2 separate regions of the Homo sapiens genome follow, and region 2 is linked to region 1. The links are chromatin contacts, found by Hi-C or POLR2A ChIA-PET in ENCODE. All regions are on one chromosome and are shown on one strand. The core of a region is the stretch at or near the end of the contact, and the rest is flanking DNA. Distances in the headings are between cores, read along the strand shown.

Region 1 (7,073 bases), core at 2,539-5,038:
CGCAGTATAACATTTTAAAAAAATGTTATGCTAATCAGTCTGTTTTCTAACAGGATAACTGACTATCAAGATAAACTTAGTTCAAATAGAGTAACTCTGAGTTCTCACATTCTTTCACATTACAAAACAAATCTGGCAGCAAACTTTGTCAGAGGCGTTTAAACCAGAGAAACTCCATCTTGAATAGGGGCTGGGTAAAATAAGGCTGAGGCCTACTGGGCTGCATTCCCAGAGGCTTAAGGCATTTGTAGTCACAGAATAGGTCAGCACAAAGTACAGGTCACAAAGACCTTGCTAATAAAAGCATGCGGTAAAGAAGCCAGCCAAAACCTACCAAAATCAAGATGGTGAGGAAATTGACCTCTGGTTATCCTCACTGCTCATTATACACTACTTATAATGCATTAGCATGCTAAAAGACACTCCTACCAGTGCCATGACCATTTACAGATGCCATGGCAACGTCGGAAAGTTACCCTATAGGGTCTAAAAGGGGGAGGAACTCTCAGTTGGGGAATTGCCCACCCCGTTCCCAGAAAACTCATGAAGAATCCACCCCTTGTTTAGCATGTAGTCAAGAAATAACTATAAATATCCTTAGAATAGAACAAAAGAACAATTTTCTTTACTTCTCTAATAAACTTGCTTTCACTGTACTCTATGGATTTGCCTTGAATTCTTTCTTGAGAAAGACCCAAGAACTCTCTCTTGGGGTCTGGATTGGGACCCCTTTCCAGTAACAGTTACACTTGCAAAGTACATCCTGTGTCCAACCACTGTATATTTAATTGTGAAATTTATTAAATATTAATTTAAATAAGTTGAAAGACCTTTAAAGACAGGGCAATTCAAAAATGAGTAAAATTATTGGGTTACACAGTATAAAAATCCATCAAAAAGCCAAATATTTTACTATTTGGGGGGCCTCTCAAGTACCTATTTTTGCTAGATATTGTCAGCACTTGTTTCTGTTCCAAAACATCGTATTTATACTAGGATTGGAAGTAGTTATATTTTAAGAACAAGAAACAGACACAGTAAAAGGTTATGAGATGTCAGTAGACTAAGTGCTAAAGAAATTCCAGATAGGAAGAGGAGGTATCTAGAGAAAAGGAGCTGAAAAGAAATGGGGTAGGTTGACCAAATTTTAGAGCAAGAGTTTTTAACCTGAGGTCCGTACTTATATGTCACAATGCCCCTAAGGAAAAAATTCAGCAATTGGAGGGTGTTGAAGGGGAAGTCTGTGAGTTTGGGTAGTAAAATATCTATTTTTAAAAACTTAACCTTGACTGAACTTGAACATTTCACTTTATTATGAATTTAGGCCACAAATCTCAGTACCTGTTACTTTGTAACCCAAAAGACATTAGATGTTTCATTTCTCATTACAATTGCTGAGTTATCGTGAAACATTTTTACTCCTCTAATTAGTAACAGCAATTAGGCTCACCAAATCATGTAATGTGTTAACTATATTAACAATATAACTATATAGTCTCATTTATCACTATGAAGTTTTAAAAATACTTTGATAACTGTAATTTAACTTTGTTTGGCATTTTATATACTTAAAACATCATTCTGAGATTTTCCATGTTACCAGACAGCCAAAAGTGTCTACAATACACAAGAAAAATGAGTTAACGTCTTCTTAAGATTACTTCAGAGTGGGCCGGGCGTGGTGGCTTACGCCGGTAATCCCAGCACTTTGGGAGGCCGAGGCCGGTGGATCACGAGGTCAGGACATCAAGACCATCCTGGCTAACACGGTGAAACCCCGTATCTACTAAAAATACAAAAAAGTAGCTGGGCATGGTGGCAGACGCCTGTAGCCCCAGCTACTCAGGAGGCTGAGGCAGGAGAATGGCGTGAACCCGGGAGGCGGAGCTTGCAGTGAGCCGAGATAGCGCCACTGCACTCCAGCCTGGGCGACAGAGCGAGACTCCGTCTCAAAAAAAAAAAAAAAATTACATCAGAGTTCAGTGAACAGAGGGAGGAGGCACAATTGTGCAATCTTGGCATGAGTATTCCTTATTTAGCTACAACACCAAAAGTTATTTGCACTACCGTAGTAAATAACCCTCCTTTACAGAAAACTGCCAGTCTTGCTAGGAGGCCTCAGTTTGTGTCAGGAACGCCCAATACCCTGTACTTTTCTAATAGTCATAAACATTTCTAATATTTCTAATGTACATTTCTAATACTCATCAACATTTGTTGAACCATATTATAATCCTCTATATATTTTCCCTCCTATCTGTGAGGCAGACATTTTAACAGTCTGTGTGCTAACACTTTACCTCAGATTTCTTCATGGGTTTTAAGGTTTATTATTAACTATCCTGTCAAGTTCTTCTAGGTAAGCAACTTGGGATATTAGGCCTTTCCAAATGAGCCATCTTTCTTGGGCTCCAGATAACGTCATCCCAGTATTTTACTCACTTCATTTTAAAGGAATACTTTGCAACATGCAGTAGGGTGGGTAAGAGAATGCTTCACAGCTATCCATCAGGAAAGATGTGAGTCTCTGACAGAGCCTTTGCAGGGAGGTGGACTATTGTGTCACAAAGTTCTTCAGCCTCGCTCTCGTGCAGCGGCGTCACCGCCGAGCTCTCGCAGGAGCGGCAGCTTGCTGATCAGCAGCTCGGAGTTCTGGTAGCGCCGAACGTCGCGCAGGGCCACTGTGCCGGGCACGTAGCGGCGGGACTTCTTCATGCCGCCCTGGCCCGCGTGGAACAGCTGTCTGCTAAATTCTAGCCCGGGCGATAACTCTTTTGGGCCAAAGTGCTTCAAGAACTCACGAAGCCACTGGTGCTCTGTGGACACACACTGATTAAGTTTAAAATTAAGTAATGGCCTAAGAGATTTGTTCACATCTTAACTTTTAAGCGTGGTAAAATCTGGACCACCTTCCCTCTAGTTTTTCTTTTAAATCTGCGGTGTTCGCTACACTGTTTTCAAAAAGATGGGTAATTTATGACTAGAGTCTTGTCCATGTCTCACTTTCTTTCACATGGAATAAATGTTAAGTTCTTTTAGAGAAGACGTGGGTGGCCCTGAAAAGAGCCGTTGGTTTGGACTCGATTTTACTTGAGCTGCCACAAACTAGTACAGATAGTTACTTGCCCTTCGCCTTGTGGTGGCTCTCAGTCTTTTTGGGCAGTAGCACGGCCTGAATGTTGGGCAGGACACCGCCCTGTGCGATGGTGACTTTGCCCAGCAGCTTGTTGAGCTCCTCGTCGTTGCGGATGGCCAGTTGGAGATGACGCGGGATGATGCGGGTCTTCTTGTTGTCGCGGGCCGCGTTGCCCGCCAGTTCCAGGATCTCGGCGGTCAGGTACTCCAGCACCGCTGCCAGATACACCGGCGCGCCGGCCCCGACCCGCTCGGCATAGTTGCCTTTGCGGAGCAGGCGGTGCACTCGGCCCACGGGGAACTGGAGACCGGCCCTAGAAGAGCGAGTCTTGGCCTTAGCGCGGGCTTTGCCTCCCTGCTTGCCACGTCCAGACATAGCGAGCGCAACTCACTACGAGCAACCACAAAGTGAACGGGAAAGGCGGCGCTTTTTATAAACACTATTGGGCGCGAAAAAGAAGACGTGTTGTTGGTTAGGGCTGCAGTTTAATTTCAACCAATAGTAGTGCGTCTTCTGGATTTGCGAATCCTGATTGGGCAGACCTGACCTCTGACGTTACCCTGAATAACTACCAATCAGACACAAGACTTCAACTCTTCACCTTATTTGCATAAGCGATTCTATATAAAAGCGCCTTGTCATACCCTGCTCACGCTGTTTTTCCTTTTCGTTGGCGCTTTATAGCTACACAGTGCTATGCCAGAGCCAGCGAAGTCTGCTCCCGCCCCGAAAAAGGGCTCCAAGAAGGCGGTGACTAAGGCGCAGAAGAAAGACGGCAAGAAGCGCAAGCGCAGCCGCAAGGAGAGCTATTCCATCTATGTGTACAAGGTTCTGAAGCAGGTCCACCCTGACACCGGCATTTCGTCCAAGGCCATGGGCATCATGAATTCGTTTGTGAACGACATTTTCGAGCGCATCGCAGGTGAGGCTTCCCGCCTGGCGCATTACAACAAGCGCTCGACCATCACCTCCAGGGAGATCCAGACGGCCGTGCGCCTGCTGCTGCCTGGGGAGTTGGCCAAGCACGCCGTGTCCGAGGGTACTAAGGCCGTCACCAAGTACACCAGCGCTAAGTAAACAGTGAGTTGGTTGCAAACTCTCAACCCTAACGGCTCTTTTAAGAGCCACCCATGTTCTCAAAGAAAGAGCTGGTGCTTGTATTCCTCCTCTGCTGGCCACTGACAAACCCTTGTAACTTGCTACTGTGTTTTTTGGTCTGAAGTAGAGCAGTTATTTAACTAATCCTTAGTGACTTTTTTTTTTTAGATCTGCCATTCTAATCTTAGAGTTAAGTAAGGAGATGGGAAATTTTCTATTATAAGTTCGAAACCAATTAAAATACGTTAGAAACCAATTAAAATACTCGTCGGTCCCCCGTCGGTTAGTGATTTGGAACAGTGCCAAGTTGCAGCGGTTGTCAGTTTGAATTTGCCCGGGCAACGCCCGCCCTTCCTCTGCATCCTGATTGGTTGTTGTATCCAGGAAGTCCACGGTCGGCTTGGGTGCGCCAAAGGAATCCAAACCCCGCCTTTATTTGGCCTTCCTTACAAACTCAGTAAACTGTCAGTTTCTCATTCTTTAGTATTTTATCGCTTTCGGGAAGGAGATTTATTTCTAATTAGTTTTCGTTGGATAGAGCGTTTTTTTTTTTAAAGGGACCCTTTATGGCAACATAATCAGTTTTTTTTTTTTTGAGAAGGAGACTTCCTCTGTCGCCCAGACTGGAGTGCGGTGGCGCGATCTCAGCTCACTGCAGCCTCCGCCTCCCGGGTTCCAGCGATTCTCCTGCTTCACCCTTCCGTGTAGCTGGGATTACAGGCATGCGCCACCATGCCCGGATAATTTTTGTATTTTTAGTAGAGATGGGGTTTCACCATGTTGGCTAGGCTGGTCTCGAACTGACTTCAGGTGATCCACTAGCCTCAGCCTTAAAGTGCTAGGATTACAGGCATGAGCCATCAAGCCCGGCTACAACGGAATTTGAATGCTGTAGTTTTCAGCCTGAGAAAGATCAATGCTTTATTTCTGATTAGAATACTATTTTCCCTTTATGGTATATCTATATAAGCAAAGGCATTAGAAGCCTAAACAGGACAATTCGGGGCGTAATGAAGGCAGAAAGCTTGAGGACATTTATCCCAGACTCTTTTCTGAAACAAGTCAATTTCAATTTTAAAACTCCTTTCGTTAGTATTTTAAATACTGTTTTTGACTTTGCCTAGAAGAAGTGAGGAAAAACAAGTTCCCCCTTATTCAGGTTGTCACAAATGAGAACCAGTCACCCAACAAACGATGTTGCTCTAGGTTGTAACTTCAGTCATGTGTCTCTTAGGTAAAAATCCAAGGTCTATAAAGCATTTGGAAGCTCCCACTATGACTAGGTTTTGGTTTCAAAGGTAGTAATTGTATATAAACTTGAGTTACTATCTAGTTTATTTAAAATGGATCTAAATTTAGCACAGTAATAACATCTAAAACAATTAGTATTTTTGTTAAATCCACTATCAAATACACACGTTTCCCTTGTTGACTCAAGTCCTGTTTTTTTCAAAGCCCAGTTAAATATTGCCTGCTTTATGAAATTTCTTCTGTTTTTTTAGCTTTTTCTCGGACACTTGTCCAGCCTTTGAAAACTGTCTGTAGAGTTTCTAAAATATGTATCTCTCTGAATTGCTATCTGGTTTGTTGTATATATTTCTATGTAGAAAATATACACTCAAGTTCTTTTCCTTCACCATAATCATCCCGTACTAAGGATAACTGAACTGTTATCAATTCTGTGAATAAACAGAACTTAAATTACTTTTATGACATTATTGTTATGTTACATGGGCCTCTGACCCTCTCTATTAATCCAAATAGTCAGATGATAATTTCCAAGCTAAATAACTTGCTTCTTTGTCTTACAGGATATAGAAATCAGAATAAAAAGCAGGGTTTGTAAGAAAAGGAGGATTGCGACTGACTCATGGGTATATTGTCCAGCCACAGGTGAAAATTTGTAAAGGCTAGGTTTTCGAAAACTATACAAAGTTAAGTTGAAAAGAACCCAGCTAATTCTCCTGTTACTCAGAAGACTAAACTGCCTAAGGGGTAATGAAACAAATGATCACCTTATGGGTTATTTTCATCTTGCTGGTGTCCCCTTAATAAGGACAAAGAGTTAATACTTTGCTTGAAAAACTGAATGGGACTGGGCGGGGTGGCTCACGCCTGTAATCCCAGAACTTTGGGAGGCCAAGGCTGGTAGATCACTTGAGGTCAGGAGATCGAGAGCAGCCCCTGCCCCTGGGGGATGGTGAAACCCCGTCCCTACTAAAAATACAAAAATTAGCCTGATGTGCTGGTGGGACCCTGTAATCCCAGCTATTCGGGAGGCTGAGGCAGGAGAATCACTTGACCCCAGGAGGCATAGGTTGCAGTGAGCCGAGATCGTGTCAGTGCATTCCAGCCTGGGCAACAGAGGGGACTCCGTCTCAAAAAAAAAAAAAAAAAAAGAAGAAAAACTGAATGCTGCAAGTTCAACCCATTACTAACCAGTTCCTGAAGAATTGGCTTTTTTCCCTTTTTTTTCCTCTGGCTTTTTCCTTCATTTTAAAAAGGGGGATGTAACAGTGCCTCTTGAGCAAATAGTTTTGGTATACTTAGAACAATGTCCTGTACATAGTAAGCATTCAATATATGTTGGCTAATACTACTGATGCCGGTTGTAACAGTAGTATTAGAAACCGTAACTCAAGTATGTCCATAAATGGCAATAGGGAAAAGAATTGCTGCCACTCAGCACAATTTGGAGTATTGAATGTCATTGTTTACTTTTTCTAGAAGGAGAGTGACCTAAGACACTGATCTAAACTGAATGTACATGGCTAATGGTTTGGATAGACAGATTTTTTTAAGTGGGCAAAAGTGGAGGTTGTGTTGACTGGAAGCTTTG
Region 2 (6,366 bases), core at 1,712-4,211, 110 kb after region 1:
GAGCTGGCTTCTCCTTAAAGGTAAAAGTGGAAGCTGATATGTTTTCTTACTGCCTGGGCTGAGAAATCACAAAATGTTATTTTTACTGCATTCCATTGCTCACAGTAGTTACAAACCCAAACCAAATTCAAGGTGAAGGGAAACAGACTCTACTTCTAGCTGAGGAGGTGCCAAGCTCACATTGCAGAAGGGAACGAGGGATACTGTTTCAGTCATTTTCAGGAATCCAGTCTACCACAAGTGAAGACAAACTCTCCACCCACAAAAAGGGTGTGGATATAGAGAAGGAGCAATAATTTAATCAACTGTGCTGTATAATACGAATGTGTATATTAAAATGATTTTAAATGATTCTAGAGTCAGTCCCTTGCCCTGATATCACAATCTGGAGGATTGTCATTTAACATAATAAAACCACACTGCTGAAGTGGCCACCAAAAGTACTTCAGTTTTCTTTATTTTTGATAAACACCAGAGGCTGCCATAATTAGTATAATGGAATATTGGATACTGGTTTTCTTTGATGAAATTTGTCCTTGTTAATTAGTTAATTAATATATTAGAAACAAAGATCCCATGGTGTGAAGGGAAAAAAATATTAGAAATATAGTCTCCCTGGGTAAATTAGCGGTTCCCAAAATGAATTAAATATTTAAGAGACACTGTTCAAAGGGAATAAAAATTAAATGAGTTCTAGCCTTTAACTTGAGGGATGGTGCCCTAGGCTGGAGATTTCAGTATTTCTGTGTCCTGCTGTGTCCAGAGGTTTTCTTCTTAGAGATGTTTGGCTGAATCCTCACTCTGAAATATTGTTGCATTTGCCTCAAGCAAAGCTTTCATGAAAGGTAGTTTTGAAGTTAGTAAAACAACAATGACAACAACAAAAACAAATGACAAAACCGTGGGAACTTCATTGAGCTTAGAGAACAGGTTTTATGACTGTTTTTTGCTTGCTTTCTAATAAATGACTATATATGTACAAAATTTTGTTGAAGATCTTCTATCACTATAACTCGTTGGTATGTTGTAGCTAACTATCCCTTACTTTATACTATAAAGTAAGGTATAGTATAAAGTACTATAAAGTAAGCTGCCTACAGACATCTACCAAAAGCACCCAAAGTTGTGTATCACAAAACTGGCTTAAGCCAGTTCACAAAAATTCTTTATGGCAAAGGTCACCATTTTTTAAACACTGTCTGAAGACACTCAATAATACCTTCAACTGATCAGGAACAGAGATAAAATAATTGAATTAAGGTGCTAAATCTATTCAGAAAAAATATCCAAAAGTTAATATAAGGCAAAAAAAAAAGATATTAGTACTCTTTCAAAATAATACTAGAGCATTGTCTAACAAGCCCACTGAAGGGGCAAGTAATCCTCTAAGTTAATGGAACTTTTGGAGGTCACTATTTACTAATGATTAGAAAATAGATTACAAGGTTAAATGTCATTATGTAGAATATTAAGTTTTGAATGATTTTTACCCAGTAAAGATGCAACTAGTTTCTGTCTTTTAGATAAAAATAATCCCAAAGGCCATAGTTTTCACTGCCTCATAGGACATTAGCTAGTTTTTTACTTAAACTTGCAATCTCATGTCAGCATTATTTTTCCCCCACTGACTATACCTTTACCAGCCTTTTCTATTGCCATTGCAATCAGTTTACCATACTCCTCCTTTTCTCATTAGTGACTTAAATAAATATTTGGTGATTAGTTACTATATATATATTTGAAGATTATGCTTTGATAGCTTTTAAGGTACTCCAGTGGCTTAGCAAGAGCTACAAAGTGAGAAGGTGTTCACTTTATTATCATCTGGTGCATTCCTGAACGGGACCTCGCTAACCTTTCTCAGGAGAGAGTCTGTGAGTGGACAATGTCCAGATACATGCAAGACCCATTTAGGAATACAGATCTCAAGAGAGAGTTATCTGTGCTCAGCTTAATTCCACTCACCTCCGTGTCCCAAGTGGGACACATGTGCTTTCAGATTTGTGGCAATCTTTATAGCTAGGAAAACAACTCCCAATTACTCAGTTCAATTCCCTCTCTTGCTGAAGAGTTGGGAAGCATATGATAAAAGCTATGTCCAGGCAAACTGCAGGTGTCATAGGGAGAGGAAGCCTATTTTAAAGTCAAAATCCCTATCTACTTCCTACCCACCTCAGCCACAACAATATGCTTATTCTTGTAATGCTGTTCTAAAGATTTCAGGTTTCTGGGTCTATTATCACTCATCCTTTTCCAAGTCCAGGTAATTGAATGCCTGAGGACACCAGGTGCTGTTTCTCAGTTGATAGAAGCTGCTAGATCTTCCATGACTGTTGATTTTTATCAGGGTAAAATTAAGTGGGGGAAAAATACTGGAGGGGACACTGTTGTCAGAAATCAGTCCCCCCACACCCCTCCCAATCAGAGCTTTAATCAGACAGGAACCTTTTACTATTTCCCACTTTTGAGTTTCCTTAAATGGAGTTCAATGCTTATCACCTGATGGGAGTTTCTTAGCACTAAGTATGTGCCAGGGGCTCCCCGAGGAACGATGATCGATGATCCTAAGAACAAAGTGGAAAGAAGGATGTAAAGAGATGATGTTCTTTACCTGAGATCGACGTGCAGAACAAAGTGGAGATAGAAGGTAGCTAACTCACTGCGGCGCAACGGATTTTGTTGGTAATTGGCGTTGCTTGGTTCTAAAAAGGCTAAGGAAACCAATAACAATAAACTGTGTACACAATTCCAAACACGTTAAAGACGATGGAGTCGGATTACAGGGGGAAAGGCACTTCAAGTAATGCTATTTTGGGTTGGAAAACAATGCTCCAGGTGAGGCTCGAACTCACAACCTCGGCATCACTCGCACACATACTGCCATATAAGTACCGCGCGCTAACCGATTGCGCCACTGGAGCACCCAGTTTCTACTTCCGGTCACTCCTTACACAGCCTACACAGGAACATCCGGCGTGTTTGCTCTGGTCGTCACAGCACCGGTTCCTCGGGCGCGCGCCCTTAGTCCTGGGGCCGCTTCTCCCCCGGACGCGTGCGAAGGCGGACTGGGTTCCGCTGCGGTCTCCACGGGAGCCACCGGTCCTGAAAGCGCGGAGCATGCTTTGTTTGCGGAAACGAAAGCGAATACTTCTTTCCAAGGAGACTTAGGAAAGGGCAGACGCTCCCACTGCCTCAGGTGTTCCCTGGAGGACCTTCAAGTGGCCGCCGTGTGGGCGGGCTAGCGTCCCGCTGCTGCGCTGGTTCCGGAGCCCTTCCCTTGCCTCTCCCAGGGTCCTTCTCCCAGCGTCGGAGGAAGGCCCGCAGTCTGCGAGTGGAGTGCGGGTGGTGGGAATCCCTGGGAGGATTACGAAATCCTTAAAGTGGGATTTACCAAACGCATTCCTTTCCGCTCACTTCCGTTCCCGCTTAACAAACGTGTTGGAAACGTGTTGCTACTGAAAGGAAGTGGCGCTGGGCTGCATTTTCTGTGGCTAGTCTGCGAGAAACAGCCCTGGAATAGGGCCTCTATTTCTTCCTTGGAGCATCCCTCCCCGGGACCTGGGAGTTGAAACTCTAGGCTAAAGCAACTGAAGCAGGCCCAGGACTGGGTCTCTGAAATTCATGGTGTCTCTACGCTGAGTTAAACTAAGTTTTTCAGAAAATGTCTAACTAGGCTAAAGACCTTGTGCTTCAGAGTGTTTTGAGAGGAGAGTTTGGGGAAAAGGGCTCTCTCTAGAAGGTAAATTTGTATGGGAGATGGGGAGTGTGTGTTTACACGGAGTATCGGGCGTCTTTCTTATGGGTGGACATTGTGGATAAGAATGAGATATTAAGGCAGAATTAGCTGGGCTTTTAATCCCAAACAGTGTTTTAAAAATAAAAACTATATATTTAAGGTGTACAACATGATGTTTTGATACATGTACACAGTGAAATGATTTCTACAGTCAAGCTAATTAACATAATACATCTCTTCACAGTTACTATTTTGTGTAAGTGGTGAGAGCGCATGAAATGTACTCTCCGCAAGTTTCCAATGCACAATGCAGTATTAACTATAGTTATGCTATGCATTACATCTCTAGACTTATTCATCCTATAGAACTGCAACTTTGTATCCTTTGACCAACATCTTAACCATTTCCATACGTCTCCACCCCTGGTAACCACTGTTCTACTCTGCTTCTATGTATTTGACTTTTTTAGAATCCACATAAGAGATCATGCAGTATTTTTCTTGCTGTGTCTGGCTTGTTTCACTTAGCATAATGACATCGAGGTTCATCCATGTTGCAAACAGCAGGATCTTCTTTATTAAGGATGAATAATATTCTATTGTGTGTATAAACTATATGTGCTTTATCCATTCATTGGTGGACAGCCACTTAGGTCGATTCCATATCTTAGTTATTGTGAATAATGTTTCAATGAAGATGGGCATGCAGTTATTGCTTCGAGATCCTGATTTCATTTCCTTTGCGGATGTGAACACCGAAAATTTGAGACACGTTTCAGTTAATTTAGAAAGTTTATTTTGCGAAGGTTGAGGACACACCCCTGTGACACAGCCTCAGGGAGTTCTGACTACCTGTGCCCAAGGTAATCGGGGCACAGCTTAGTTTTATACATTTTAGGGACACATGAGACATCAGTCAATATATGTAAGAAGTACATTGGTTCCATCCAGAAAGGCGGGGACAAAGCAGGGAGGGGGCTGCCAGGTCTTACTTTTGAGTTTCTGATAAACCTTTCCAAAGGAGGCAATCAGAGTATGCATCTATCTCAGTGAGCAGAGGGATGACTTTGAATAGAATGGGAGGCAAGTTTGCACTGAGCAGTTTCCAGCTTGAATTTTCCTTTTAGCTAGTGATTTTGGGGGTGCAAGATATTTTACTTTCACAGTATATACCCAGAAAAGGTACTGCTGGATCATGTGGTAGTTCTATTTGTAATTTTCTGAGGAACAGCCATACTGCTGTTTTCCATAAAGGCGGTACTAATTTGCATTCCCACTCATAATGTAAAAGGGTTCCCTTTTCTCTACATTGCCAACACTTGTTATTTTTTATATTTTTAAATTGGTTATTCTAACAGGTCTGAGATGATGTCTCATTGTGGGTTTGATTTGCATTTCCATGATGATTAGAGATGTTGAGCATTTTTTCTATTGGCCATTTTTTATGTCATCCTTGGGAAAATATCTGTTCAGGTTCTTTACCTATTTTTTAATTAGATTTGGTTTTCTTGCTATTGAGTTGTATGTGTATATATATATATACCTTATATATTTTGGATATTAACTCCTTATCAGATACATGGTTTACAAATATTTTCTCCCAACCAATAGTTGCCTTTTCGTTTTGCCCATTGTTTTCTTCTCTGTGCAGATTTTTCGTTTGATGTAGTCTCACTTGTTTACTTTTGCTTTTGTTTCCTGAGCTTTTGGTGTCCTGTCCAAGAAATCATTACAAAGGCCAGTGTCAAGGAGGTTTTCCCTTACATTTTCTTCTAGGAGTTTTACAATTTCAGGTCTTCTGTTTAAGTCTTTAACCTATTTCGAGTTGAATTTTATGTAAGGTGTAAGATAAGGGTGTAATTTTTTTATTTTGTATGTGGGTTCCCAGTTTTCCCAACACCATTTATTGAAGAGGCTGTCTTTTCCCCAATGTGTATTTTTGTCACGCTTGTCAAAAATCAGTTGACTCTAAATGTGTAGATTTATTTCTGGGCTCTCTATTTTGTTCCATCGGTCTATGTGTCTGTTTTCATGTCAGTGCCGTGCTGTTTTGATTGTATGGCTTTGTATAGTATATTTTGAAGTCAGGTAGTGTGATGCCTCCAACTTTGTTCTTCTTTCTCAAGATTGCCCTGGCTATTTAAGGTCTTTTGTGGTTTTATGCAATCTTAGAATGTTTTTATTTCTGTGAAAAATATTGGAATTTTGATATTGTGTTGAATCTGTATATTGCTTTGAGTATTATGGACATTTTAACAATATTAATTATTTTGATCCATAAACCTTTTCATTTACTTTGTCTTCTTCAGTTTCATTCATCAATGTTTTATAGTTTTCAGTGTACAAATCTCTTACCTCCTTGGTTACATTTATTCCTAAGTATTTAAATTTTTGTACCAATCGTAGTAGATATTTGTAAAACTTTCTTTTTAGATAGATTGTTGTTTGTGTAAAGAAACACACCTGACTTTTGTATGTTAATTTTATATCCTACAACTTTATTTAATTATTAATTTTAATAGCTTTTTGGGTGGAGTTTTTAGAAATTTCTACGTATAGACTCATGCCATCTGCAAACAGTTTTACTTCTTCTTTTACAATTTGGATGCCTTTTATTTCTTTTTCTTGTC

Evidence for each region. Hi-C counts contacts between places; a loop is a spot of excess contacts on that map. ChIA-PET counts read pairs that join two places held with the same protein, here RNA polymerase II (POLR2A). Pooled maps may share reads with other maps.
Region 2: a pooled map shows a loop between it and region 1 (4-fold over the local background). The contact joins the promoter of LARRPM here to the promoter of H2BC11 in region 1. A Hi-C loop is called at or near these places in 5 of 50 pooled maps. POLR2A ChIA-PET finds 5 or more read pairs at or near these places in 3 of 52 experiments (H1, OCI-LY7 and PC-9).

Annotation. Positions count from the first base shown.
Region 1 is chr6:27,129,510-27,136,582 of GRCh38, reverse strand. It overlaps H2BC11 (H2B clustered histone 11), which reads left to right and starts at 3,788. Exons shown (of 1, transcript NM_021058.4): 1 at 3,788-4,267. The coding sequence starts at 3,833. The coding sequence ends at 4,213. H2AC11 (H2A clustered histone 11) reads right to left here and starts at 3,540. Exons shown (of 1, transcript NM_021064.5): 1 at 3,048-3,540. The coding sequence starts at 3,511. The coding sequence ends at 3,119. RefSeq lists enhancers at 2,858-3,373, 3,069-3,408, 3,374-3,887, 4,019-4,088, 4,099-4,168 and 1 more.
Region 2 is chr6:27,016,901-27,023,266 of GRCh38, reverse strand. LARRPM (LINC00240 antisense RNA regulating promoter methylation) reads left to right here and starts at 2,961. Exons shown (of 1, transcript NR_026776.1): 1 at 2,961-3,901. It overlaps LINC00240 (long intergenic non-protein coding RNA 240), which reads right to left. Exons shown (of 3, transcript NR_026775.2): 3 at 1-13. TRI-TAT2-2 (tRNA-Ile (anticodon TAT) 2-2) reads right to left here and starts at 2,921; the gene lies at 2,828-2,921. RefSeq lists an enhancer at 2,957-3,216.